Regions from separate parts of the Homo sapiens genome. Here all the other regions are linked to region 1. The links are chromatin loops, found by intact Hi-C in ENCODE. Cell type or tissue: heart left ventricle. All regions are shown on one strand. Region 1 overlaps PRRC2B (proline rich coiled-coil 2B). Region 2 has its middle 22 kb from the start of PRRC2B. Region 3 overlaps PRRC2B (proline rich coiled-coil 2B).

The links. A loop is a pair of places that touch in the nucleus more often than their neighbours do. Peaks named below come from ENCODE experiments on the same cell type or tissue, not always from the same donor. Only the 100,000 strongest peaks of a DNase experiment are listed, where the experiment ranks them.
Region 2: it touches region 1 in a loop (2.7-fold over the local background); 37 of 110 quality-filtered maps call a loop at or near these places.
Region 3: a loop joins it to region 1, with 2.0 times the contacts of the local background. A loop is called at or near these places in 31 of 110 quality-filtered maps.

The regions. Positions count from the first base shown.
Region 1 is chr9:131,474,277-131,482,276 of GRCh38, reverse strand. PRRC2B (proline rich coiled-coil 2B) reads right to left here. Exons shown (of 32, transcript NM_013318.4): 16 at 5,742-7,823; 17 at 4,328-4,533; 18 at 3,658-3,803; 19 at 2,884-3,025; 20 at 469-551. Among named protein-coding and RNA genes, the nearest start is that of SNORD62A, 7.4 kb to the left of the region's middle. RefSeq lists a silencer at 3,621-3,915. In heart left ventricle, CTCF peaks have their summits at 3,503, 3,706 (motif pointing right), 5,296 and 6,141 (motif pointing right); DNase peaks (open chromatin) are centred at 3,706, 5,416 and 6,098; H3K27ac peaks cover 1,908 bases.
Region 2 is chr9:131,368,556-131,376,555 of GRCh38, reverse strand. It overlaps a transcript of PRRC2B not described here. Among named protein-coding and RNA genes, the nearest start is that of PRRC2B, 22 kb to the left of the region's middle. RefSeq lists enhancers at 3,077-3,196, 2,689-3,212, 3,213-3,734. In heart left ventricle, no CTCF peak of the experiment used is centred here; DNase peaks (open chromatin) are centred at 3,075 and 3,769; H3K4me3 peaks cover 1,948 bases; H3K27ac peaks cover 1,457 bases.
Region 3 is chr9:131,403,279-131,411,278 of GRCh38, reverse strand. All of the region lies in intron 1 of PRRC2B (proline rich coiled-coil 2B), which reads right to left. Among named protein-coding and RNA genes, the nearest start is that of PRRC2B, 13 kb to the right of the region's middle. RefSeq lists an enhancer at 1,914-2,414 and a silencer at 3,418-3,537. In heart left ventricle, a CTCF peak has its summit at 3,204; no DNase peak of the experiment used is centred here; H3K4me3 peaks cover 3,602 bases; H3K27ac peaks cover 5,197 bases.

The DNA.
Region 1 (8,000 bases):
GCTGCCTGTCCCTTGCCAAGTCTGGTCCTGATCTTGATCCTGCCCTGCTGAGGATGCCTGACAACTTACGTGTGGCCAAACACACCAACCCCGATAGAGCTCGTGACCACAGGATCTTCTATGGGCCCCAGACCGAGGCTGCCAAACCCATCTCACTTGTGACCCAAACCAGACTACGTGGCTGCTGACACCAGTTCAGAGGAGGCCCTGAATCCCTCTTCCCACCCAGCGTTGGGTCCTCCCTTGTTACCCCTTTTCTCTTTCTCCTGCTCATGCACGCCCCATGCACAGGCCAGAAATCAAGATGGAAAACCACTGATGAGCTTGGCCCCATGGAAACAACCTAATTCCAAGCTCAGCTGCTGTGGCAGGGGCTTGGGTGGGCCACAGCAAGCTGGCCGTGTGGATGGTGAGCACACACTCACACACTCATCCCAGGGGCAGCATGTGGGCAGCGGCCACACTCACCTCCGCAGAGCCAGTCTCGGTGCTGCTGAAGGCAGTGACAGCTTTCCTCCAGGAGTCGTTGGCTGGGGCCTGCACAGGGAGAGCTGCCAGGGGAGGAAGACAGAGTCAGGGCATCAAAGAGCAACCCGTCTAGAGAGTTTATGAGCTCTTAAAGAACAAGCACAGGCACAGCTTGCAGAAATCCAACTCCCCTGCCTCCCCTGCACCCGCCACCCCAGCCCCCTACCCGTGACACCCAGTGAACGGCTCTGACGTGGAAGAGCTGGTCTGACAGCCTTACCCAACTTTCCACATCCTCACCCAACGTGTTTCTCAACATCTCATGGATTACAGGAGAGAGTGAGCAGGGCAGAGCCCTCACTCCTGCCAATCTGGATTCTCTGTCGTTATTTCCGCTATGCTCATGCTTCTTTTCACTTATACTATTTCTAAAAGTTGGTAGCTTCTCTTTTTTTACATTAAAAAATATATCTTTCTTTTTTTTTTTTTTTTTTTTTGGAGACGGAGTCTTGCTCTGTCGCCCAGGCTGGAGTGCAGTGGCGCGATCTCCACTCACTGCCAAGCTCTGCCTCCCGGGTTCACGCCATTCTCCTGCCTCAGCCTCCCGAATAGCTGGGACTATAGGTGCCCGCCACCACGCCCGGCTAATTTTTTGTTGTTGTTGTATTTTTAGGAGCGACGGGGTTTCACCATGTTAGCCAGGATGGTCTCGATCTCCTGACCTGGTGATCTGCCTGCCTCAGCCTCCCAAAGTGGTGGGATTACAGACGTGAGCCACCAGGCCTGGCCTTCTTTTTTTTTTAAACAATAGAGACAGGGTCTCACTCTGTTGCTGGTCTTGAACTCCTGATCTCAAGTGATCTTCAAGCCTTGGCCTCCCAAACTGCTGGGATTATAGGTGTGAGCCACCACTCCTGGCCAAAGTTGGTGGCTTCTACAGAGTCTTTGAAAGATCCCAGCGGGTATTACTAAAAATTTTTAAGCTCACAGACCACTTTTTGAATGGCCATGGATCCGGAGCCCAGAAAAATAGATATGCATGCAAAAGTTGACATGCTAGCAGGGGGTGGGGGCACATATCTGCAATCCCAGCTACTCAGGAGGCTGAGGCAGAAGGATTGCTTGAACCCAGGGGTTCAAGTCCAGCCTGGGCAACATAGTGAGACCCCATCTTTAAAAAAAAAAAAAATCCTTTCACATGCTATTTTAATATCCAAGGGCTCTCTGAAGCCATCCCTTGGACACAACCCCTGGTCTGAGAAACCAATGAGCCCCTGCAGAATTCTGGAGTAAAAGATCTGACAAAAGGGGATGATGACTCACACCTGAGAGTCACATCTGATTCACACCTGGCAGCTCAACCAATCTGGCACCTGGGCATTTTTGGACACCAATACTATGACACCTGTCACTCAGCCACTACCAAATGTAGTGTTATTGATGTTTTATCAAATGGTTGTGCTTCCTTTCCATCAAAGCTGGGCATGTTGAATGTTATTTTGTAGTTTGCAAGAACCAAAGTTTTCACCGAGCACATGAGGACAAGCTATGTGGAAACAGTGAAAGAATCAAGGCCCAGAACTCAGTGTCTCGGGTGCTTGTCCTATGACCCTGGAGTCCCTGAGTCAAGTCCCTTCCCTCTAGAAGCTTCAGCTGCTTTGCAGAAAAATGAGCTGGCACTAGGTGACCTCTCCAAGCTCCCCTCATGGGCCTGAGCTGTGAAATATCGAATGTCCATGTTTTTATTCATCTATGCATGCTCTGGGCTAACAGCGCAGGGCCCTGCCTCACCTAAACCTCAAGAAGAACCTATTCTATGAAAATAGTTTTCTATTTTATAAGGAAAAATTCCCAGAAAAATTACATTTGATATAGAATTAAAAAAAAAAAGTTTTCAGGGCAACAAATGTTCTAAGAAGTAACGTATACCGTCTTCTGGTCTCAGTTTGCCTTTCCAGAAGAGCATTCAGGGAGGGGTTTCCAGAGCCTTCCCCATGTTAAGAAAAGGGTGCACAGCACAGAAGAGAGCTCCTGAACTCTTGCGGCTGGTCTATCTGTCATTTGCTTCTCTTCCATAAGTTAGTGGGAGAAAACGACGACCAACAAAGAAGGCCATTCCCACTACTGTGTGATCTAAGCCCAAGGGGCCATCCTTTTCCAGATCACCAGACTAATGAATGCTCTGCTCTTCTACCAATTTTAGGCAAGGAAAATTGTGTATCCGTTTGGGGGTTGCAGCAGCAAATCACTCAGACGGCATTCAGCGACTAGCTCAGCAGCGGAACACAGCAAACAGGTACTCCATCTGTATTCCATCTATATTCGTAGCTCAAAAGCAGGATCCTCCCCAGAAGCAAACCCAGTGTGTGATGTGACCTTGGGTGCCACAGCTGGGGTCACACCCCCAACTCTCACCCTGGCTGCTGCTCTCCCAGATCTCAGTGCCCAGGCTGCTGCCAGGCACGGTCACGTCACCTTGCTCCAGACATAAGTTGTTCTGCTTTTTTGCAAATCGAGGAGGAATACGGGAGGAAAGGCCTCGACCTTTGACAGGCACCTGAGGGGAAGAAAGGATGCTGTAGTCTAGCCAAAGGCACCAAGACTGACAAATTCTCCCCAGGATAAGTATCCCAGGTACCAAAAATCACACCACCTGAAAATGCTCCAGAGATGTGTGGAACGCTCGTCTCCCAAAACCTCAAGCAGAACTGCGATGCCAAGCAAAGCACCCCCCAAGAAAGACCTGAAAGGCCAACGGACTGTAATCTGTGTGCAGGTCCAGCCCTGACTCCATTTTAGTATAGCGTTCACGATCCACTTGACTTGAGGGAGACAAATCTCATTCCACTCAGGAATGAGGAGTGGGGAGGAAGGAGAAGCTGGGAGGTGACGGAGGTCTGCATCTTGCCTTGGACAAGTTTCCACTGTTATCACCCTAGAGAAGTCACCCTCTTCAAGACTCGGTTTCTTCCACTGCATAACAGTGATGCCACCACCTATTCCTACATTGATAGAAGGGCCTTGGTAATAGCAGGAACGGGGAGACAATGTGTGCTTGCTAAATACTCCTTTCTTCCTCTCTGCCACCTTGAGCTTGACCGAGAACTCCCTTACCCTCTGGCTCTGGGTTTCCTGGGCATCTGCCAGCCTGCCCTCCAGCCCCATGCCCCCCCACCCTCCGCCCCTCACCTGCACGGCCTGCTCCTTCTTTCTTCTCTCTTCCTCCAGCAGGCGGCGCTGCTTCTTGGTCAGGACTTCGATGAAGCCTTCGCCCACCATAGAACCCACCTCACTCTCCTCCCCGGGGCTGGACCCGCAATTTTCAATGATGGCACCTGAACCAAGATTTCACGAGAAGGAACAGTCTTTCCACTCACCAGGAGACAAGAACAACCCAATTCAACAGGCGCCTGAGATCTAGCATCAGGCTCGACAGAAACCTGGACAGGACTTCCGCACTTTTCTCAGGCCGCCTCTGATCTAACACATTGTTACCCCAAACCAAAGAGGCCCAAGGGCACAACTGAGAGAACACGCAAAGAGCTTAAACCCCAGCTCTGCTCCTACAGCTGTGTGTGACCTCGGACACACCACCGAACGTCTCTGGGCCCCAGGCTTCCTCTCTTTAAAGCCCGGAAGCTGCAGGGTGTCACGGGGATTCAACGGGCTGTGAGCAACACTCGGTGGGAATCCTACCTACTCTGCTCACCTCTACAGCCCCAGAACCCAGCCCAGGGCCTGGCCGAGCTGTTCCGAAAGCTAAGGTACTCAGTGCAAGGGCAAACTCGGGAGGCCCGAGGACTGCATGGCCCCTGGTTCTGCCTGAGTTCTTTCCCCTGAAGATATGAGGATGACTTACTTCCATAGTTCAGGTCAAACTGTTTCATGGCCTCTCCCTGTTCACCTGCCCTCGGAGCAGCCAACTTGGCCTCCTTCTCTGCCTTTTTACTGGAGGCTTCGGGAAGGTCAGCACTGGCATGGGCTGCCCGCTCCAGGGCATAGGGGGAGTGGCCACTCCCACTGCTGCAGCCACTAAGACCTCCAGGCAAGGCCTCGTCTGGGGATCTGTAAGGGAAAGAGGATCTTGTTAACCAGAGCTGGGGAAGGAGGGAAAACACCGCACGTGCACACAGCCTGCACACAAGCCCGGCACCCTGATCTAGGCCCACTTCCTCTAGCTGACTCCTCGGGTGGGGAGGAGCGGCAGGCTGGCCACAGTGCATCCATGTCCGTGTGCAAACATACGTGTAAGGCTGCCCCCACCGGCTCTGCCTGCTCCTGGGGAAAGTGGCTCCCCAGGGCTCTCCCACATGCTATGTTCAGAGTGTAGGGGGGAGAGAGACAAGGGGAATATGCTCAGAATGGAGACGCCAGCATTTCTGCTCCTCTCCAGGACTGCCCTGCCGGAGGGCCCTTGGGGCAGAAAACTGAGGTGAAGCCAAGGGTCAGCCTCTGGCGCCTGGAAAGCTGGATTAGATGCCACCTGAAAGAGTCGGTGTTCCCTGTGGCTCCTTCTCTGGGAGTTTCTCTGCCTTGAATTCTAAGGAGAGTGGAGGTGTGAAGCCATCTTCCTCAGTATGCTGAGGACAGGGAAGGCCTCAGCAGCCCCTGCACCTCCCTGTCCGAGGCACAAGCCAAGTGCAGTCAGTCAACCCAGACTGTGCAGGGGACCCTCTCCTGGTCCCTGAGCAGAGGTCATCACCCGAATGCCTCTGGCTGTGGAAGAGGTGCTCGCCAGACCATGTGCAGCCTGCTCCCCTCTGCGTTTGCTGGGCTCCTGCCATGCTGAGGTGGCAACCCCACCGTGGGGCCACGTCTCCTCACAGTGGAGAAGCAGAACCATCTAGGAAGAGCCACTTCCATGCAGCCACGAGGCCAGCGATGCCCCCTAGGACGCCGCCTGGCAGCAACTCCGGAGCAGAGGACTCTGGTGGACTGACCGGCACCTGGCACTGTGCACAGGCAACGTTCCTCGCTGCAGCGGCCCCTCGGCGGGGCTCCAGGGACACATGACTGGACTCTCAGGTCAGGTGCTGGACAGTGGCCTCAAGAGCACCACTGGGGTGGGGGTGGGGGTGGGAGCTCTAGCCACAATAACACCACCACGAGAAGCAGACAGGCAATGTGGGGGCAGGCAATGGAGACGCGCACAGACGGCCTGGGGGCAGGCCCCCAGCCCCGACACACGGCGGCATCGGCATGCATGCGTGAACTCAGTGCTGCTGAGAACAGAACACAACAACAAAAAGGGCCCAGATGGTGTCTGGTTTTACCTTTTCACTTTCAAAGGCGTCCCATTCTGTTGGCTCTCATAGCGAGGGGAGGTGTCACCACCACCTGGCCTAACGGGCTTCTCCCCAAACCCTCCCGGCTCCAGCTTTCGGCTCTGTCTGTCAACCACGGGTCTCTGACTGGAGAAGCTCCTCTTGGCCAGCTCCTTCTTCTCACCCAAACTAGCCCCCGACAGGCCACCATCCACCTGGGAGTCGGGCTCGGACCCAGGGCCTTCCCGCCGCTCCCGCCGCTCGCTGAAGTCGCTGCTTTCGGAGGCCGTCTCCCACTCCTCATTGGCGTGATCGGAGGAGTTCTGGTAGGAGAGCTCAGGGGACCTGCGGCCCACAGTGCCACTCTTGTCCCCAGAACACAGTTTGGGCCTGCCTGGCCACTGACCTGCCAGCAGGTGGGGCTCCTCCTCGGGTCCCCACAGGCCCAGGGACTCCCGCTCTTGCCGGAGGCGCCGGAATCGAGGGGGCTTATCTTGGCGTGGGGGGCGCCTTCTCCTGAAGGGCCGGTTCTCTGCATTTTCAGAATCTGCCACGTGTTCATCTTGGAAGAAGGATCTCTTGTCCTCCGCGCGGCTGTCCTCAAAGCCCCGGCCACCAAATGCGTCAGGGTGTCTGTAGGAATCTGGGACATAGTCTCTGTCTGTAGGTCGCCGGGATCCGCATGTGTCGGAAGGGCCATATTCCTGCCAAGAGCTGCCTGGACTTTTGCTCTGCCAGTGGGGTGACTCTTTGGAGACGAAGGTTCTCCGTCCATACCCGCAATTGCTCAGCCGGGGAGGGAGGGCTCGCCCAAAGGCCCGAGGGCCTCGGCTCTTGGCATCTAGACCGCTGTGGTCCTCAGAGCACCCCTTGTTGGACCGCCAAGAATCTCTGCAGTCGCCCTTCTTCAAGGTGCTCTCCTCCCTCTCCAGGAGCGAGCCTTCATTCCCGTTCTCGGAGCCCCTCTGCCGGCGGCGCTTGGGAAGTTCTTCATACTCTGAGCCCTCGCTATGGGTCTCACTGGCAACTCTCCGTCGGGGCTTGGCTCTGGGGCAGTCCTCTGGCCGCGCAAACTCTCGCAGGCCCCGGCCACGGCCGCTGCGCTGACTGCTGCAGTAGATGCTGCGGGCCCCCAGGACCCCCCCACCACAGAGGCCGCTCCCATTTCCGCCAGCAGGCCGACCACGAAAAGTGAACTCTCTGAAACCACGGCCCCGGCCCCGGGCCTGTCCTCTGACCCCAAAGGCTTGCTCCTCATCAATAAAGATCCAGTTATTTCTCTTCATGGGGGGAACATCGCTGGACTCTCGTGGGGGTCTGGCTTCCCAGGCCTTGTCAGGTTTCTCCTCCTCTTCAAATTTGGTGGCCTCGCGGCCAAAAGTGGCATGGCCAGGGCCTTTGTCCTCCAAAGTGGTGGTGGAGGAGTTGGCCAGAGAGGCATCGTTCTCTTCGTCCTCATCCTTTTCTGCCGTGGGGCTCTGCTCCTTCTCCTTGGCCAGCCGGGTACTCTCCTCCCCTAGCTCCTGCTTAATCTTCTCAAGCTCCTTCTCCTTGTCTTCCACCTTGAGGGCTTTCAGGACTGGTTTCTTGATGGGTCCCGACCTCCGGGTCCTGCCCGTCTGCTCCGGGTGCTGGCTGCTGGAGCTCCGGGGCTCGGGAGTCCATTCAGGCTCCGAGGATGGCTGTTTGTTGGGGCTCCCGTTCTTGTCCCAGGAGGAGATGTTAAAGGCCGTCCCCTCCCGGGGTGTCTCCCGCTCAACACCATGGGCTGTGTCAGCGGTCTCTGGCTGGTGGCTAACATCCCAACTGCCACACTCTGGCTTTTTCTCATCTGGGACAAAGTCAGGCTCCAATGGGGAACACCTGAGGTTTTGGGTGTGACCCCCAGGAGCACCTGCATCCTGAACATTTTCTTGGGGTGGAAACAAAAGCTCCTGGCCTATTCTTTGAGAAGAGATACAGCTGTCAAAGTCTGCTTGGGCCTTCTTGTCAAAAGCACTCAAGTACTCCTCCCCTCTCTCCTCAAAGAGATCGCGCTGAGCACTTACGCCCCCTGCCCTTCCGAGTGAGGCAGAGAAAGAGCTTTCATTCCTGAAAAGGAACCAGAAAAATCAGTCAATGCGATTGGAGCCTGGTTCCTGGTTTCCATGCTGAACACAGAGCTTAGTTTTAAAAAGAAAAAACAAAAACAAAAACTAAAACACTTTTTAAAAAGAAAGCTAGAAAAACAAAACAAAAAACAACAACCAAAAAAAAACATAAGCATCA
Region 2 (8,000 bases), 110 kb after region 1:
CCTGTCTTATGGCCCCATCTAACTACACAGGGGGCTGGGAATTGTAGTCCAGTGGTGTGCCCTGGAGGAAAAGTAAATGAGGATTGCTGAACACCCAGTAGTCTCTGTCACAGCTACTGTTTACTGAGACTCTACTACATGTCTGGCACCATGCTAAGCATGCTACATGCATGTTATCATTTCATCCTTTTTTTTTTTTTTTGAGATGGAGTCTCACTCTGTCACCCAGGCTGGAGTGCATTGGCGCGATCTCCGCTCACTGCAACCTCCACCACCCAGGTTCAAGCAATTCTCCTGCCTCAGCCTCCCGATTAGCTGGGATTACAGACGCGCGCCACCATACCTGGCTAATTTTTTTGTATTTTTAGTAGAGACGGGGTTTCACCATGTTGGTCAGGCTGGTCTTGAACGCCTGACCTCAGGTGATGATCCACCTGCCTCAGCCTTCCAAAGTGCTGGGATTACAGACGTGAGCCACCATGCCCGGCCTTTTTTTTTTTTTTTTTTTTGAGACAGTCTCACTCTGTTGCTCAGGCTAGAGTGCAGTGGCGAGATCTCAGCTCACCGCAACCTCCGCCTCCTGGGTTCAAGTGATTCTCCTGCCTCAGCCTCCCAAGTAGCTGGGATTACAGGCAATCGCCACCATGCCCGGCTAATTTCTGTATTTTTAGTAGAGACAGGGTTTCATCACAATGGCCAGGCTGGTCTTGAACTCCTGACCTCAGGCTGGTCTTGAACACCTCAGGTGATCCGCCCACCTAGGCTGCCCTAAGTGCTGGGATTACAGACCTGAGCCACCGCGCCCAGCCGAATTTCATCCTTAACATCAGTTCTCATTTACAGAGGAGGAAACTGAGTCTCAGAAAGTTTAAGTAAATTTTATAAGGTAAAATGTGCATGCTTGGAGAACCAATGTGGAACAAGAGCCTTCTGACCCCAAAGCCTGTGGCAGACAATGAAATAAGGACAGATAACATGGCGAGCTCCTACCTGCTCTGAGACAACACCCATTCCCTCAACAGCATCATTTATTAAGTGCAGATTATGGATTAGGCATTATTCTAAGCACCTTCATAATAACTCATTCAATCCTCACAAAAACCCTGCTAGACAGCTACTGTTAATGCCCTTATTTTTTTATTTTTTTTATTTTTTTTGAGACAGAGTCTTGCTCTGTCACCCAGGCTGGAGTGCTGTGACGCAATCTCGGCTCACTGCAACCTCCGCCTCCCGGATTCAAGCAATTCTCCTGCCTTAGCCTCCCGAGTAGCTGGGATTACAGGTATGCACCACCATGCCCGGCTAATTTTTATTTTTAGTAGAGACGGGGTTTCACTATGTTGGTCAGGCTGATCTCCAACTCCTGACGTCGTGATCCACCCGCTTCGGCCTCCCAAAGTGCTGGGATTACAGGCGTGAGCCACAGCACCCGGCCAGTGCCCTTATTTTGAAGATGAGGAAATTGCACAGAGAAGTTATGTGACTTGAAGTCACTCAGCACATGTATGGAAGGGACAGGACTCAAACCTGGGTAGTCTGTCTCCAGTCTACCTACACATTAATTGCCCAGCTTCTGCCTCTCTACAAACAATGAAGTGAAGTGTTGTGGGGCAGAGTCTCCTAAGAGAGGCAGTGGTACCCTGGGGAGGGTGCAAGCTGGTCCCCTGGGATGTGTGTGGGAAATATGATCCTTCTATTTACATTTATCTGTTATCTTAAAAAAAAAATCGGCTGGGCATGGTGGCTCACGCCTGTAATTCCAGCACTTTGGAAGGCCAACATGGGCAGATCACCTGAGGTCAGGAGTTCGAGACCAGACTGGCCAACATGGAGAAACCCCGTCTCTACTAAAAATACAAAAATTAGCTGGACGTGGTGGTGCATGCCTATAATCCCAAACTACTCAGGAGGCTGAGGCAGGAGAATCACTTGAACCCAGGCGGCAGAGGTTGCAGTGAGCCAAGATCACACCACTGCACTCCAGCCTGAGGGATGGAGTGAGACTCTGTCTCAAAATAAAAATAAAAAAAAAAAGAGCGAGGTTAAACTTTACAATATGCATTATACAGACTGATGCCGAGTGGCGTTCAATCTGTGTAATACATGTTAGCAAAATTTAATATCATTCTGACTTTTTTCTTTTTTTAGAATACAGATAAACATAAACAGAAGGCGTCACCTGCAACTCTTGGATAAGTGAATCAGTGCAGTGTGTTTAGTTTTTATTTATTTATTTATTTATTTTGAGACAGAGTCTCCGCTGGGCGCCACCGCACCCAGCCACAGTGTGTTTAGTTTTAACCACACTAACTCACAGTATGGACGAGTGATTTTCTTTGGTATTTTTAAAATTGATATAGGTCTTATTTGGGGGGTATATGTGTTATTTTGATACATGCATACAATGTGTAATGAACGAATCAGGGTGACTGAAATATCCATTACCTCAAACGTTACCTTTTCTTTGTAGACGAGCGATTTTTTTTTTTTTTTTTTTGAGACGGAGTCTCGCTCTGTCGCCCAGGCTGGAGTGCAGTGGCGCAATCTCGGCTCACTGCAAGCTCCGCCTCCCGGGTTCACGCCATTCTCCTGCCTTAGCCTCCGGAGTAGCTGGGACTACAGGCGCCCGCCACCGCGCCCTGCTAATCTTTTGTATTTTTAGTAGAGACGGGGTTTCACCGTGTTAGCCAGGATGGTCTCGATCTCCTGACCTTGTGATCCGCCCGCCTCGGCCTCCCAAAGTGCTGGGATTACAGGCGTGAGCCACCACGCCCGGCCTAGACGAGCGATCCTAAAAGATCCACGCAAAGAAACGACGGCTCACCTGGCGTGGGTGCTGCCTCCGCCTTCAGCACCCACCCTCCCTCACGCACGCCCAGAATCGCGGCGGCCCAGAGCGGAAGGCGGGGCCTGTGGCCACACCCCTTCCCTATTCCCCGCCTTCCGCGCATCTTCCGGGAGCGACTTTGGCTGCATCGTTTTGCGATTGGGAGAGCTGCGGGATGTCGGAAGGACGTGATTGAATGAAATAGCTGCCTCTCATCCATTGGCCAGCTCCGATTGGCCGAGATACCGCCATGGGTTTTGACGAACTTTCACGCCAGCTGGGCTGAGATGCTAGCAGTTGACTCCCGCAGGGTCCCGGCGCCGGCAGCCGTGCTGCGTGTGTTGGGTAGTGCGAGGCGGTCCAGTGCAGCGACAGTCCGGCTCGAGGGCGGAGGGCCAGCCGAAGCGGGGTGGTGGCCGCTGCCCCGGGAAAGACTGTCCAAGATGCTGACAGGAGCTTTGGCTCGTGAGATTGAGAGGAAGTCAGACGCCGTGGTCTGTGTAACCCCCCAGTAAGGTCCCCAGCTTGCAACCGAATTCGGAACCTAGACTTGGAGCCTTCTCCGAAAGCAAATGGACACAACCCATCAGCGGCAGCACACAAACTTGAGTCTGTCGTGGCAGGTGGCGCTTCTGCGGCAGAGCAGTGATCCGCTTGTAGAGATTTATGAGCAAAGGAACCGGAAGAAAAAAATCAAAAAGCTAATTGCTAAAGGCCGGGCGCGGTGGCTCACGCCTGTAACCCAACACTTTGGGAGGCCGAGGCCGGTGGATCACGAGGTCAGGACTTCGAGACCAGCCTGGCCTACCTGGTGAAGCCTCGTCTCTACTAAAAATATAAAAATTAGCCGGGCATGGTGGTGCACGCCTGTAAACCCAGCTACTCAGGAGGCTGAGGCAGGAGAATTGCTTGAATCCGGGAGGCGGAGGTTGCGGTGAGCCGAGATTGCACCACTGCACTCCAGTCTGGGCGACAGAGCGAGACTCCGTCTGGCGGGGTGAGGGGGAAGCTAATTGCTGACAGCGAGGTCTCTCGGTTACAAACCCATCTCCAGAGCCAAGTGGGGGAATTGAGGACATTTGGTCAAAGGAGAAGGATCCAGAACTGTGACCAGCAGAAATTGGTGCATGGCCTCTCATTTCTGTAGTTTTTTATCGGTGGGGGAAAAAGAACAAAACCAAAAACTCCCTGTCCTCGACATAATTCTCTGTAGGAGAAGGAACCTCTGTGGGAATGAGCTTATCTGCAAAGATCATCGTGAAGTTGTTAAAGAAGTTAAATGGAAGACTCGCAAGAAATTCATCACAACAAAAAGCTAAACGTTTTTTTGGATGAAGATTTGTTATCTGTGAGGTGTATGAGGCCCAGGAGAGATCCGGTTCATTTTCTGAGAGAAGATTTTTGGAAGGTTTATATGAATTCTCAGTCACGCTGTACTTTCTGGTGTGATAAAGCTAGGCAGTGGCAAGAATGGCAACAGCCTGAAAACATGCAAAATTTCCATGTTATCAGAAAAACAGGAAAGGATAATGGTAGATCTTACTTCTGATGCCACTTGTTTATTATATTTAATAAGCTGACACGATCCTGTCTAGTGAAAATCCCTGCACGCAGTGCCCCTTGGGCTTGCTGAACAAGGGTAACATGCCACCGGAAGTATATAATGATACCAAAAGATGAAGTCCATCAGTCAGTCACCTTCGTGATAATATCTCCAAGGGACCTAGGGAAATAGTGAGGCTTATGCATATAAAGAGACACCATATGAGGCAGAAATTAGGTGACTTGAACAGCATTCTGCTTTAGAGTTGTTTTGAAAATACTCCCGGCCGGGCGCGGTGGCTCATGCCTGTAATCCTAGCACTTTGGGAGGCCAAGGCGGGCGAATCACTAGGTCAGGAGTTCGAGACCAGCCTGACCAACATGGTGAAACCTCGTCTCTACTAAAAATACAAAAATTAGCCAGGCGTGGTGGCATGTACCTGTAATCCCAGCTACTCAGAAGGCTGAGGCAGGAGAATCGCTTGAACCTGGGAGGCGGAGGTTGCGGTGAGCCGAGATCGCGTCAGTGCACTCCAGCCTAGGTGACAGAGCGAGATTTCTTGTCTCAAAAAAAAGAAAGAAAGAAAATACTCCCAAGTCAGATTTTTTTTTTTTTGAGACATAGCCTCACTCTCTCCCAGGCCGGAGTGCAGTGGTACAATTAACAGCTCACTGCAGCCTCAACCTCCCAGGCTCAAGAGATCCTTCCATCTCAGCCTCCTGAGTAGCAGGGACTACAGGCATACACTGCAATGCCAGGCTAATTAAAAAAAAAAAAATTTGTAGGCCGGGCACGGTGGCTCAGGCCTGTAATCCCAGCACTTTGGGAGGCCGAGGCAGGCGGATCACGAGGTCAGGAGATTGAGACCATCCTGGCTAACACGGTGAAACCCCGTCTCTACTAAAAATAGAAAAAATTAGCTGGGCATGGTGGCAGGTGCCTGTAGTCCCAGCTACTCAGGAGGCTGAGGCAGGAGAAGGGCGTGAACCCAGGAGGCGGAGCTTGCAGTGAGCCGAGATCGCGCCACTGCAGTCCAGCCTAGGCGACAGAGAGAGACTCTGTCTCAAAAAAAAAAAAAGGAAAAAAAAGCATATTTTGTAGAGACTGGGATCTCACTATGTTGCCTAGGCTGGTCTCAAACTCCTAAGCTCAAGCAATCCTCCCACCTCAGCCTCCCAAAGTGCTGGGATTATAGGTATGAATGCCCAGCCCCAAATTAGGTCATTAAGAGCATTCCAGATCATTAAAATTATCTAGGGAGATAAAAACACACAGGATTGTTCATCAGTGTAGGAACACCCAAAAGTAATCTTCAATTGTTTACTTGTATCTTGGTAACCAAAGACCATTGTGTTCTTCAGAACCAGTAAGGGGCATGCATGCTGAAACATGAATAGTAACTCATACTACACAAACAGCCAGTGCACTCTGACTTCACGTCCTAGCCCTGTGCAGGTGCTTTACATGCATCAATTCATTAAATCCTTACGACAACCCTCTGCAGCAGGTACTATTATTACCCCACTTTATTTTATTTTTATTTATTTATTTATTTTTTTGAGACAGGGTCTCACTGTTGCCCAGGCTGGAGTGCAGTGGTGCGATCTCGGCTCACTGCAACCTCCGCCGCCCAGGTTCCAGTGATTCTCTTGCCTCAGCCTCCTGAATAGCAGGGATTACAGGCGTCTGCCACCATGCCTGGCTAATTTTTGCATTTTTAGTAGAGGCAAGGTTTCACCATGTTGGCAAGGCTGGTCTTGAACTCCTGACCTCAAGTGATCCATCTGCCTCGGCCTCCCAAAGTGTTAGGATTACAGGCATGAGCCACTGTGCCCGGCCTTATTGCCCCACTTAAGAAATGAGGAAACTGGCCAGGTGCAGTGGCTCACACCTGTAATCCCAGCACTTTGGGAAGCTGAGGTGGGCGGATCACAAGGTCAGGAGATCGAGACCATCCTGGCTAACACGGTAAAACCCCGTCTCTACTAAAAATACAAAAAATTAGCTGGGCGTGGTGGCACGTGCCTGTAATCCCTGTGACTTGGGAGGCTGAGGCAGGAGAATCTATTGAACCTGGGAAGTGGAGGTTGCAGTGAGCCAAGATCATCACACCATTGCACTCCAGCCTGAGTGACAGAGCGAGACTCCATCTCAAAATAATAATAATAATAATAATAAATGAGGAAACTGAGGACTAGAGAAGTAATTTTCCCAGCGAGTAACTGACTGAGCCAGGATGTGAACCCCTATGCAGCTTATCACAGACCTTCTGCTTTCTGTTGTGCTGCAGCACCTCACCAAGGTGACACACAGGAACTTGGCCAGGCAAAGAATGATGGCACATTTACACCATGGTGAGTTTTTGTAAAATTTATTAAGAGATTTTTGAAATGGATCCATTGGCCAGGTGCAGTGGCTCATGCCTGTAATCCCAGCACTTTGGGAGGCTGAGGCGGGAGGATCACCTGAGGTCAGGAGTTCGAGACCAGCCTGGCCAACATGGTGAAACCCCATCTTGACTAAAAATACAAAAATTAGCTGGACGTGGTGGCGGGCACTTGTAATCCCAGCTACTCAGGAGGCTGAGGCTGGAGAATTGCTTGAACCCGGGAGGAAGAGCTTGTAGTGAGTGGAGATCGTGCCATTGTATTCCAGCCTGGGCAAAAAGAGCGGAACTCCGTCTAAAAAAAAAAAAAAACAAACTATCTTTGTCCTGTTAAATAGAGGATCTTGGACATAGTTAAACTTTTCTTTTTTTTTGAGACAGAGTCTCGCTCTTTCACCTAGGCCGGAGTGCAGTGGCACTATCTTGGCTCACTGCAAGCTCCGCTCCTGGGTTCACGCCATTCTCCTGCCTCAGTCTCTGAGTAGCTGGGACTACTGGCGCCTGCCACCGCACCCGGCTAATTTTTTGTATTTTTAGTAGAGATGGGGTTTCACCATGTTAGCCAGGATGGTCTCAATCTCCTGACCTCATGATCCGCCCGCCTGGGCCTCCCAAAGTGCTGGGATTACAGGCGTGAGCCACCACGCCTGGCCCAACCTTTTCTTAATAGCTTAGCACTATTGTTAGTATTTATAACCTGTCTTAGCATGTCTGGACCGCTATAACAAAATGTCATAAAATGAGTGGCTTACAAACAACAGAAATGTATTTCTCACAGTTCTGGAGGCTGGGAAGTTCCACGAGCAAGGTGCTGGTAGATTCATTGTCTGGTGAGGGCCTGCTTCCTGGCTCAGAGACAGCTGTCCTTTGGCTGTGTCCTTACATGGTATCCACCTCTCGTGACTTAATCATCTCCCAAAAGCCCCATTGCTCTCTTTATTTATTTATTTATTCATTTTTGAGACGGAGTCTCGCTCTGTCACCGGGCTGGAGTGCAATGGCATGATATCAGCTCACTGCAACCTCTGCCTCCCGCTTCATGCAATTCTCCTGCCTCAGCCTCCCAAGTAGCTGGGATTACAGGTGCATGCCACTACACCCGGATAATTTTTGTATTTTTAGGAGACACGGGGTTTCACCATGTTGGCCAGGATGGTCTCAATCTCTTGACCTCATGATCTGCCCACCTCAGCCTCCCAAAGTGTTGGGATTACAGGTGTGAGCCACCTTGCCCGACAATTCTT
Region 3 (8,000 bases), 71 kb after region 1:
ATAACAAAGCTTTCTTCCCCTGCCGACACAGTCTCGCTCTGTCACCCAGGCTGGAGTACAGTGGCGTGATCTCGGCTCACTGCAATCTCCACCTCCCGGGTTCAGGCGATTCTCCTGCCTCAGCCTCCCAAGTAGCTGGGATTACAGGTGCCTGCCACCACCCCCAGCTAATTCTTTTTATTTTTAGTAGAGATGGGGTTTCACCATGTTGGCCAGGCTGGTCTCCAACTCTTGATCTTAGGTGATCCGCCCTCCTCGGCCTCCCAGAGTGCTGGGATTACTGGCCGTAAGAAAACTTTCAAAGCAAAAATAAATCTGTACTCAGAGGAAATATCCTAAAAACCAAATTCCTAACGAAAAAAAATGAAATATAAATTAAGCATCCAAGTTAAGAAATCAGAAAAAAACCAATGCAAGCAAATGTAAGGGAAAGCAGAAACAATGAAGAAAAAGCCTAAAGAGAGCTAGGGAGTGTAATAAATACATCTGCATAAAATTGCATTTAAGAATAGGAGCTCCTCCAGTCAGGTGAGGTCCACAAGGAAAAAAAGAAAAGAAAAAATGAATAAAATTAGTTCCTTGAACGAAGAAACAAAATAGATAAACCACTCAGAGAAGGGTATTAGTACTTCCATTTTATAGACATGAAGGCTCCGCAAGGTTAAATAACTAGTTCAAGGTCACTATCATCCAGTTAGTGAGTCTAAAAAATCTGAACCTGAACCCGGGGTGATGTGACATCCAGACTTACTTGGGCAGTGTTGGGCACTGGAAGAACGACGCCTGCTGCCATGATTGGGAGGCCCATGCGGTGGGCCCCAGAGAATGGCCCCACCTGCCCACGGTACTCCCTGGCCCTGCCAGCACCCCTGGGGACCTGAGGTGAATGTGAAGTGCAGGCCTGGCCTGCGGTGGGGTGTGAACTGGCGCTGGCACTGTTATCTTTACTCTAATACAGCATCCCACACCCCCAGAGTCTGCACCAGCTCTGGGCTCCTCACCCACAGGGTCTGCCTGGAGCCCCTCTCCTCATCTAGCTCACAGGCAGGCAGGCTTGGGCTGAAGCCTGAAGAGGACTCTGGCTGGAAAGCCCATATGCGGTCTCCAAGTTCCTGCCTACCTCCCGCTTTGAAGATGCGGTTAATTTAGCAAGGGGGGTGGGGAAGAAGATGATTTCAACATATGGTGAGTGATGAACAGTTGGACAGATGTGCTATACAAAGGCCTCCCTCTCTGGCGTCAAAATTTAACAAGGACCTGGCAAATAAAAGAAATACATGAAATACATGGGCTTCTTTCAGTTACTCCTTCCTTTTCCACCTCCAAATAATGGTGAATTAACAAATGAGAAGTACTCTGCAAATGCAACCAAAATCTATGTTCTTTATTGTACAATCTGATTTAGTAGAGAAGAGAAATCGGAGACAGCATTTGTATTGGATTGTTCCTTCTAACCAGATAAACAAAGCAGTTTCTGAGGGCCACTGACACATCAACAGAGACAGACGATTGAACTAGTTAAATTCACAGTAACCACTGGGGCCCAATACCAGGAGCCAGGGTGCACTGGATGGGTCTGCGTGGAATACGAAGCCTGGAGCAGCTCTTACCTCACGGTAAGTTTGATCTGGCACCAGGAAAAGAGCCACCAACACAGCAGCTGCCCCAGCCCAGCCCGGCCCCCACAGGCTCCACTGTACTGAAATGCATGCGAGTTACCTTTGTTATTATCTTTGTAACCAATACATGTTACTAATACACATTCAGTAAGACAAATTCAAAAGATACTAATGTGGCCAGGGAGCAGTGGCTCACACCTATAATCCCAGCACTTTGGGAGGCCGAGATGGGCAGATCACCTGGGGTCAGGCGTTCGAGACCAGCCTGGCCAACCAACATGGTGAAATCCCGTCTCTACTAAAAATACAAAAATTAGCCAGGCGTGGTGGCAGGCACCTGTAAGGTGCGGTGGCTCACGTCTGTAATCCCAGCATTTTGGGAGGCCAAGACGGGCAGATCACCTGAGGTCGGGAGTTCGAGACCAGCCTGACCAACATGGAGAAACCCCATCTCTATTAAAAATACAAAATTAGCCGGGCGTCGTGGCACATGCCTGTAATCTCAGTTACTTGGGAGGCTGAGGCAAGAGAATCGCTTGAACTCAGGAGGTGGAGGTTGCAGTGAGACAAGATCGCGCCATTGCACTCCAGCCTGGGCGACAAGAGCAAAACTCCATCTCAGGAAAAAAAAAAAAAAAAGTGGCTGAGCGCAGTGACTCATGCCTGTAATCCCAGCACTTTGGGAGGCCGAGGGGGGTGGATCACCTGAGGTTGGGAGTTTGAGACCAGCCTGACCAACATGGAGAAACCTCGTCTCTACTGAAAACACAAAATTAGCTGGGTGTGGTGGCACATGCCTGTAATCCCAGCTACTCGGAAGGCTGAGGCAGGAGAATCACTTCAACCCAGGAGGCGGAGGCTGCAGTGAGCCGAGATCATATCATTTGCACTCCAGCCCGGGCAACAAGAGTAAAACTCTGTCTCAAAAAAAAAAAAAAGATACTAATGTGTGCACAAGAAAACAATCCAACTCAAAAGGTAAACAGTGTTAACAAACTGGTGGACAGCCTCCAGGCTTATACACATTCATATTAGCAGTCATGGTCTTCTCTACAAATGCAGGAAGCTACTGTATTATTCAACCTGGGTTCTTCTCTTTCTATACATGGTCATCTTTCTAAAAATATACATAAGTTCTGTTTAGTTCAGACTTAAAAATTAAAAGATAAAAATACACATAGTGATCTACCTCATTCTTTTTAATGCCTACACAGCATTCCACTATACAGTGGCATCGTATTTTATTTACCCATTTCCCTACGGAAATGTCCAACTGAACATGTCCCACCACAAATAATGCCACAACCAACACTCCAGTACATGTATCTTTACATGCTGGGGCCAATATTTCTTTACAACCTGGCATCTCTGCAAAGCACATTTTTCGTTTGTGTCCATAGAAAGAAAAGAGTTGAGACCTGTAACCCCGCACAGAGTAACCAGCAAGGCCCGAGACCTCTCATTAGGTAAATTACATGGGAGTCAGACGCCCTTCGGCAGCAAATGCCCAGACAGGCAGAGAACACAGCCTACTTACAACAACCCCATCCTCTTCTTCCCACCCCCTCTAGCTGTGGCACTCCCACAGTTCAGCTGCAGGAGGCGGATTAGGGCCAACAATGACTATCACCAGAAGCACCGAAGGACTCCTCAGCAACCACTCCAACCTGGATGCAATGCCTCCCGTTACCCCGGTGAGGAAATACTCCATCGGGCTGCCCGAATAAACATTACAGCTGCAGAGAGCATCCTCCTAACCGCCACTAAGGTGGCTGTCCTTACTATCACCCCCTATTTGCAGATAAGGGAACAGAGGCTCAGAGGTGAAGTGAGAACCAGGGTCACACAGTGCCCTCCTCACTCTACCACAGCTTCTCAGAACTGGGCCACACGCCCTCGGGTGTTTGCTGCTATAGAGACGTTCATCAACTCAGCCGAGACAAAGGAACTTTCTCTTTGATGAAAATAAATAAATCCAAAAATACTGAAGTGGGAGCTAAAAGGGCTGGGTTGGTATAAATAATCTCCAGCAAAGGCCAAAGGACTGGACCCCAGAAGCCGTGCATGACTTCTCCTCCAAGCCTCAGACACTAGAGGAAACCCAGGACAATCGCCGGCGAAGCCAGTTCTAAAGTAACAAAGGAATAAAGGACAGATCCAAAATAAGGGCCAGGGATTACTACGCCAAGGGCATTCCCAGGTACGCCAAGCTGTGACTTCAGAACGGTGGGAAAAGGGAGCATGCACCCTCACTCCAAATACACTACACACGTTATAAACACCTTACCCACAGACTCCTCACCTCACCCAAAACTCTATACTCACAACTCTCCTCCCCCACCCACCATCTCCCCGAAGCGTCTAAAAAACCGTATTGCACTGCCCCATTACCCTAAGGGCATGCCCACCTTTCCCCTTCCCCCACCCTCCAACCATGTCAACAGCAAATTGTAAAGCTGTGGGATCTTTGGAAGCAGCACTTGTTAATTAAACCCAGTCTATGCCACTGCTGAACTTTACCAATACAACATTATGATTCATCCAGGGTGTGCAAAGAATTACAATGGCCTTTTCTCCCCTCAAAAAGCTGAAGAGACCACACTAAGGAGCCATATGAGATGTCTTTGCTTATATTAAGGTCTACCTATAAACAGTCACACCTCCCACCTTCCAGTGGTCACTTCAGGTTTAGAATTCATATGCACAGTTAAAACAGTCCCCTTAGTTAAAAACAACTGGTTAAGACAGCAGTCCTCTCTTGATATTATAAAGAAACAGCAGGGAAGAAGGAATGACTTTCACTTTCTACTCTATACACTTCTGGAGCTTGATGTTTGTAGCAAGGCTGTATTGTAACTGTGACACGCCTGTATTGTAACTGTTACATTGTTTTTAAGATCTCGGTGAACTGAGCAACATAGTATCAACACCATATACTGTTCCAAGTTGACTAGGTTTCCTACACTGCACTAACACTGCATCCCAGAAATTACGCCAATCTTTGCAGCAATGCTGTGAGACAGGTTCCGTATCCATTTGGGGCAGATAAGAAAACTGAGACTTAAAGGAGCAAAAGACATGATTTGTTCAAGACCTCATAGCAGGTAGGTCTAAGTGGCTGAAAGGAACACTCCTGTCGGCCTGAGGTCAAGTCAGGGCTGTTGCTGGCCCAGCTGCAGTCTCCCTTGCAGCCAGAACCCACAAACTGCCTTAACATGCCTACCTTCATTCCTTCCAAGACATTTACCTGAAACTCCCCAAGAACACAACACAACAGACTAGACACAGGGCAGCTGCCAGCTATCAAACGCCCTTGCTCGTGGGAACAGACATCCGCAGTGGTGTTCATTGTGGAGAGATGTACAGAAGAGCCCTGATGCACCTGCCCATGGGAGGCCCTTGCTAGTTAAGGTGACTGAGCTCCAGGAGGTGAGGGCAATGCGCTACGGGTCCAAATCTTTAGCATGTAGCACAGTGCTGAGCACATAATTAGAAACCCCAACACCTAGGTAACAAACAAGCCCCAAGTGTACAAAAGCCTGCCTGCTCCAAACCCCCGGGCCCCCGGGGAGGGCTGAATCCAGGAACCATTAATAGCTGCGGTCTATGGAGAGCCTGCTGTCTTGTGCCAGGTGCCCTATCAACTCTGCAGCACATGACCCTCTGAATCCTTTCCCAGGTCCTATGAAGGTGTTACTATCACATTTTGCAGAGGAAGAGAATGGAGATTCAAAAAGATTTAAAAGCTGGCCCCAGGTCACCCAGCTTCTAAGTGGTAGAACCTGGACTTGAAGGCAGCTGACCCCAAAGCAGGGCTTCCAGTGTGGGGTGCTGCACTGTGCCTGCAAGGGAGAGCTACTCTCCACCAGGAAGAGGGGGCATGGCATTCCCAACTCTCCCAGCGAGCTCTCTCTGAATTCCAGCTAACAATAACCCCCCCAGGAGCCAGAGCAGTGTAATTCCAAACCGCACCTCCTCTTGCCAGAGCACAAATCCCCGCCAGCCTAGCCTGATGAAACACCACCACCCAGGCATTCCAGTGCTTCATTTCTGCAGTCACTTCAACCAATGGTGTGATCTCCTGGAAGAACTAAACCAAAGTGGGGGGCAGGAGGGGTGGCAAGTGACGCCAAGAGGTTGAGTCGAGAAGTGAGATATGCACAACAGCCACTATCAGGAGCTGCAAAAGCGCCAACAGCAATGAATATTAACAGCAACAAAACCACCAAGGACTGTGAAAGACGGGGCTATGAGAAAACTTAAAATGGAGGCCGTCTCTGAATTTTATGCACCAGGCTCCAGTGTATAACAGTTGGAAGAAAACAGGCAGCAAGGACAATCATTTTACTTGATACAGAAAATCAACCTTAGACCTGGCTGTGTCTATCGCCTCCTTCCAGCTCCCACAGTGGCCTTCACCTAACAAGACACCCAGAGCAACTCCTCCAGTGGCCGCTTCTGCACTGTGAACGGAGCTGCTGTGTCTGATCGCTGTCTGCCCAAGCTCACCAAAACATCAGACCCTACGCTCACCACAGAAAGCCGCAAACAGTAGCTTTTGATTGGAAAATGTGCACACCCAAAACAATCCAAAAAGCCTGTTCATTTAGAAAAGCCCATAGTCCAGAAACATACGCTCACACATATAAGCTGATACAAAGTTTTCTGAAGAGAAATCTGGCAGAATTCTTACCAAAAAGCTATTCAGTTGAAGAGTCCACACTGCAGAACCACATTCTCACACTTACATGCTTACATACAAATTGTATGTTTTTGAAAACAAATCTGGTACAGTTTGACCAAAATTGTGTAATATTCCAAAACTACAAATAGCCCAAATGTCCACCAGTAGGAGACAGAGGTTAAATCAAGTATACCCACAAAATATTCTCTGCAGTTGCTAAAATAGATAACATAATCCGTCTGCGTAGCTGTCAGGGAGCACGCTGAGACATTTTATCACGTGAAAGGGCAGCAGCATGCTTGAAGAATACAAACGTGCATGTGGATAATGTGGGTTTTTTTCTGGGAGGAATCCCAAGAACTTCCTCACACTGGTTTTTTTTTCAGAGAGAGTGGGGAAGAGCCTTTATACCTCCCTGAGCAACTTGAATTTTCTTTTTAAAAAGTCAACTGGGGGCCGGGTGCAGTGGCTCACGCCTGTAATCCCAGCACTTTGGGAGGCTGAGGCGGGTGGCTCGCCTGAGGTCAAGAGTTCGAGACCAGCCTGGCCAACATAGTGAAATCTCGTCTTTATTAAAAATACAAAAAAATCAACTAGGCATGGTGGCGGATGCCTGTAATCCCAGCTACTAGGGAGGCTGAGGCAGAAGAATTGCTTGAACCCAGGAGGCGGAGGTTGCAGTGAGCCAAGATCACGCCATTGCCTTCCTGGGCAACAAGCAAAACTCTGTCCCCACCACCAAAAAAAAAAAAAAAAAAAGTCAACTGGGAATATCTAAACCATGGGATTATAAACGATTTTTTCTTCTTTTACACACCTGTATATTTTTTAGAAACCTAACATTATTTTTAAAACACTTAGTGTGGCAGGTCTGTTCACATGAATATGGAAAAATGGCTGGGTGTGGTGGCTTACACCTGTAATCCTAGCACTTTCAGAGGCCAAGATGGGAAGACAGCTTGAGGCCAGGAGTTCAAGACAAGCTTGGTCAACATAGCGAGACCCACCCCCACATCCCTAAGGAAGAAAAAAAAAGTATTACTGAAAATAAAAATAAGAGAAGTTACGCTTAAAAATACGTATGGAAAAATACTGTGATATTTTGAAAATGCCAAGTTGCAATACAATATAGTATATCCCATTTTTGTTTTTTAAAAAACCTCCCTACATGAGGCCATATTTATACGTGCACTGAGCCTAGAAGGATAAACAAAGCAAATTTATCAATAATGGTTACTGCCTGGGACATTGGGGAAAAGCTTTCATTTCTCTTCAAACACTTGGCTTTTAATTTTGTTTTTTTTTTTTTTTTTAAAGTATGGGCCAGGCGCAGTGGCTCACGCCTGTAATTCTAGCATTTTGGGAGGCTGAGGTGGACAGATGGCCTGAGCTCAGGAGTTTGCGACCAGCCTGGGCAACAAGGCGAAACCCCATCTCTACTAAAATACAAAAAAAAATTAGCCAGGCGTGGCGGGATGCACCTGTACTCCCAGCTACTCAAGAGGCTGAGGCAGGGGAATTGCTTGAACCTGGGAGGTGGAGGTTGCAGTGAGCCGAGATCATGCCACTGCACTCCGGCCTGGGCAACAGAGCAAGACTCCACCTCAAAAAAAAATAAATAAATAAATAAAATAACCTGTATACTTCTGCAATTAACATTTTACCAAAAACAAACAAACAAACAAAAAACCAGAAAA